Regions from separate parts of the Mus musculus genome. Here region 1 is linked to region 2. The links are chromatin loops, found by intact Hi-C in ENCODE. Cell type or tissue: left cerebral cortex. All regions are shown on one strand. Region 1 overlaps Tbc1d5 (TBC1 domain family, member 5). Region 2 overlaps Tbc1d5 (TBC1 domain family, member 5).

The links. Peaks named below come from ENCODE experiments on the same cell type or tissue, not always from the same donor. Only the 100,000 strongest peaks of a DNase experiment are listed, where the experiment ranks them.
Region 1: a loop joins it to region 2, with 5 times the contacts of the local background. A loop is called at or near these places in 18 of 42 quality-filtered maps.

The regions. Positions count from the first base shown.
Region 1 is chr17:50,967,027-50,969,526 of GRCm38, forward strand. It overlaps Tbc1d5 (TBC1 domain family, member 5), which reads right to left. Exons shown (of 22, transcript NM_028162.4): 5 at 1,164-1,272. Among named protein-coding and RNA genes, the nearest start is that of Gm31083, 88 kb to the left of the region's middle. In left cerebral cortex, no CTCF peak of the experiment used is centred here; a DNase peak (open chromatin) is centred at 1,208.
Region 2 is chr17:50,813,278-50,815,777 of GRCm38, forward strand. Tbc1d5 (TBC1 domain family, member 5) reads right to left here. Exons shown (of 22, transcript NM_028162.4): 16 at 479-564. Among named protein-coding and RNA genes, the nearest start is that of Gm41598, 24 kb to the left of the region's middle. In left cerebral cortex, a CTCF peak has its summit at 998 (motif pointing right); a DNase peak (open chromatin) is centred at 1,003.

The DNA.
Region 1 (2,500 bases), 150 kb after region 2:
TACGCTTTCTTGATGACTTATTCTAAATAAAGAAAAAACTCCTGGAGGTTTAAGTCTAATCTACCTGAGAATGCTAGGAAGTTACTGCATGCAACACCTGGTAAGCAATTCCTAGATTTCATACTCTGTTTGAAGAAAACAGAAGAAGACCAAGCCATCTGAGGACTGAGGGCATAGTCAAAGAAGTGAAGCCATTCCTTTTACAGCAAAGAATGTAATTTACAACTGGCAATCAGCTTATGAAAATAAGCATTCTTAAAATGACAAATTTGATTTAATTTAGTTTAACACAATAATAAAATAAATCTAGGCTTTGACTTATTTTAGTAAATGAAATATATTTAAAGTTAAGCAACAGAGAGTGAGGGTGGGGCACAAATATTTGAATACAAATTTCCTAGCAGCATGTCTCCTGACTGCCTCTAGAAAGAGAAAAATGTATTTTCATTATTAAATCTAAATTATTAAATCCAGAACTATATAATAAATCACGTATTTCTAACTTTTTTTTGATTTGTACAAACTCTGTAGGCTCAATTTATGCAGATTGCCTTAAAATACTGATAAAGGTCATTTAAAAAATAAGTCCACACCCAAATTCATTCATTTTAAGAAAGAAAAAGGGCTAATTTTTCAAAGCAATTAAAATGATAACTGCAGATCATCAATTCCCAGTTTTGTTGACCAATGACCCTTTCTCTCTGAAGGAGAATGACCCAATTTCCTTCTCCTCCCCTGGTTGCCTCCATTTTCTATCTTGAACAAAAGACTGTGAAGTCTTTCCATGTGCTTCTCAGGAAGACAAAGGGATGACTGCATGGGAGATGCTCCTGGAACAGGAACCTCAGGCTTACTCTCCACTTCTCCTGCCCAACTTCCCAGAAAATCGGAGAAAGCCTCCTCAGGTAACGTGCAGCTCTGAACTGTTCCCCATTAAAAGAGATGAAAAGAGCTACTTCCGAGATTCATTTGCTAGCTCCACCTGCCCAGGCAGCTTCAAATTGTTAGTAAATGTCCTAGGAAAGAGAACCATGAATGGCTAAGAAGTTGGGAGAGAAATATCCTGAAATTTCAGTGATCCCTGTGTGGGTAATCTTCCAGGGCATCAGCTAATGTGTTGATATACTGCAACCACAAACTGTAAATAAATATTTTCTTCTTACCTTCCAGCAAATGCTGCGGAACCTGCTGCTTCTCAGCTGCCCATTAATCCCCTTCTGTCTTACTGTTGCCAAGTAATTGTTGTTTACAAATAGTTCTTCCCATTCTTTCCTGTAGGAAAGGAACCAGATCAGGGGTGTCCTTTTGTTAAAATCCTTCTACTACAAGAGGAGTGCTACAGGAAACTAATTTTAAATAGCCTAAGAAATTTAACTTTTAAAATGTATGTATTTAGTGGTGTTCTGTATCTGAACGAATGGCTGTCTTCTTGGACACAGTTCTTCTGTAGATTTAATGAATATGTAGATCGCTATAATTATCCTAGCTTTGAATTTTGTAATGTCTATGGAGGCTATTCTATTTCCTGTGAAACACTGGCAGTGTAGTTCAGTGAATGTATAAGAAAAATGAGTTTTAATAAGAATATATGACACATTTATCTGTTAACAAAGATATATGTTTCAAAATTACATAATGAAAAAGCAGCCTCTTAGTTATACTGACTTCTCACATGATATAACTCCGAATAATCCTGTTTTCTTTCCTGCTAAGCCACTCAGTTAAATGTAAAAGAATACTACCCTTTTAAACTGTGCATGCTCTTTCCTATTCCCTACAACTTCTTTTTACATGGTCAGTGTGAAAATATTAACTGGTACATGGAAACTTCAAGAAAACATCAAAAAATGTAAAAGCCTCAGTGTAAAAAAAACTGTTACAGGCCAGCCCGAATTTTTTGCAGTACCTCTGGCTGAGTAGATAAACAACTGAAATATACCTCCCAGGCATGCAGGCACCAGGGGCCCAACACCTGTGTCTCATTAATATACAAGTAAATCTGTTCAACTGGGAAACAATTGGAAATTAATTGTCCCAATCCATTTACTGAGTTTGGCTAGAGGAATCAGACCCACATTCACACCACCATGCAACCGAACTAAACATTAAGAATCATTTGTCAACAGTTGAGGCTACTGAGATTGGTTTTAAAAAATTAGTGAAAAATTCCATAATACTAAAATAAAATTGACATGAGATGTAAAAATTCATTATCAAAGCCAAAACCTCAGACACAACCTCTGAAGAAAGATATCCTAAAGAGAAAGCTACTGAAATCTCAGAACACAAGCCTGTCATTGGTCAGAGTCCATTGGTTTTGAGAAATGACACAATATCTGTCTTGAGAAACTGTTATAAGGACTGAGGACATAGTTCAGAGGCATAGGTATTTCAGTCTCTGATGCAGGGCAAAATTATTTTTTAAAGTAGCATGGTGGCATTGAACTCACAAACTCACAGCAGCTATGGTTATGTACACATGTCCTGCCCAAGATCAATC
Region 2 (2,500 bases):
TGCCAATACTGCCTTCTTTTTCCCTTCCCAGCCTTTTGTGGATTAAAACGGTTTCATTGTGTATATAGACTACATCTTCTCTATCCACTTCTATGTTATTGGACAGTTAGGTTAGCTCTAAAACTACGACAAATAGTTATCCAGCAAATGGGAATGGGCCAGTGACTCTGTGACACGATGTTCCGGAGCCCTGTGGGTCAATGCTCAGGAGTGGCACAGCTGTGTCCTGAGGTTGATCTATGTCAGTGTGCTGAGGATACTACATATGGATTGTGGATTACTACAGTGCTGTATTAACTCATATTACCACTGTCATAAAAATACTGTCTTATGATACCTTAAAGAACTTCAAACAAAGATTCATTACATATAAAAAAGTCTAAAGTCTAGAAAACAGTCCTTAGGAAAGATGTACAAATTCCCCATGGCTTCATGACTGTTTGTGATTCACAACTGTTGCCGATGGACAGTGACTCACCGGCTTTTGTTCATAAGGTCGGCTCCCCGTGCTTTGTAGTAGTCTAAGTTGGGGTGGAACTGGTAAGTCGCCGGCCTTGGATTTCTCTAAAGAAAAAGAAATACAAAACAGTGTCTAAAGGACCATATATAAGACATTTAGTAATTATCATACCTGGCTAAAGGAGCATATATCAGACATCTAATAATCATCATACCTGGCTAGGTGGCCATCTAGTGATTATCAGACCTGACTTTTGTTCCAGTGGTTCTTTCTTGGCTGATGAAAACTGAGAAACATCAAGCATACTCCATTGTGACCTATGCTGCTGTGCGAATGCATCAGTGTCGCTAGGCTGGTTTCTGGTGCTTTCAGTCACTTTCAAATATATATTTCAAAAATGAGATAAAATTACAGCAAAACTGAATAATTACTTGGTTTGCAACATAAGCATGAATAATCAAAAGAGGCCAAGGGACAATAGGTGGAGAAGGTAAAAACAATCCTAAATATTTGATGGCCAGAAATCTAAATATGTCCACTAGATGGCACACCGAGTCCTCCATTGCCAAAAATGAATTGTTTTAAAGTTAACAATTTCTATGTCATCTAATCTTATTCATGAGTTTAATAAGTACCAAAAATGTGTCAGCCAATGGAAATATTAGAAGTATGGCCATCAAACTGGCCAATGAAAAAGGGCCAATGCACATTTCTATAAAAGTGTCAATTCTGCCCTGTCTGTCATTTAATATTATTTATAGTATGGGAGGAATGTCTTCAAACCATTAAACTGGGTGTGTCCATTTAAGTGTACAGCTATTCTTTAAACTGTACTAATTATTTAATGTGCTAACCTCCTCACAGACTATTACAAATTAAATATACTTGCACTTTATAAAATCATAACATTTACACCATAATTTAATTGTATATTACAATCTCTAACATAATAAATTACATAATTCCCTCTAAAATGTTTTATAAACATCTGAATGTTTTCTAATGTCCACGTAGGCACTTAATTTAGGTAACAACTAGGTCTTTAGACCAGAGCATGCACTGTTCTCTGAAAGATCTAGTTAGAAACAGAATGGCTGAATTTTATCATAATAGAAAAACACGGCTATGCTTAGATACCAACCCTTGGAGATATCATCTCAAGGTACTGATATGCCTGCATGCTGGGGTGGGGTATAGAGGAAATATAATTAAGGTTAAATAGTTTGAAATTCATCAAGCTAATAAGCTGCATCTTAATGGCCATGAAAGACCTTTTCTCTTTTTGCTGAGAGTATTTACACAGCGCAGCCTGTTCATATCTCTTCCAAGCCAGCCCTAATCATCTGACAGAAATGACAATCCCCTGATTTAACTACAGCTACTATTCCATTGGTTTGGTATTCAACAGAGATCTGTAATAATCAAATCTGAATTGCCTTGATGAAGATAACGGCTGCTTCCGTGACTACATACTGTTAAGTCTAACTGCAACTTCTCTCTCTCCGAATTATATAGGTTTCTCAGGGTAGCTGATGACAACCTAGACCCAAGTATACTGGAAAAATAAAATAGAGGTTAAAGCCACTGGCAGAATACATTCCAGGTCAGAGTCTGCTCATCATCTATTTTAAAAATTACCTCCTACAAAACTACGATTCATGACTGATTCTGCTCTTTATTCTCTGAACCTGGAAAAGCATTTTGTTTTTGCAAATATAAAAGAGGTTTCTTTTCTGACTTTCAACAAACTAATAAAGTATCATGCTACTTTTGTTAGAAAATATTAAAAGAGCAGTCCCAGGGAATGGTCCCTGAGACATCTTTACAAAGAAATGACAAGCAATTCAAGACATGAAGTGCTGATCTATCTAGGCACTTAAAGCCATTATTAGGAACAATGATGTGACTTGAACACATGAATGGACTCAATATTGCCTTCACTGAGACCTATTTAAATTCCTAAGAGACCTGCTAGAATCAAAGGGAGATAGTTAAAGTCTTGCAGTACTGAAACAACACAAAAAGTAAAAATACAAACCA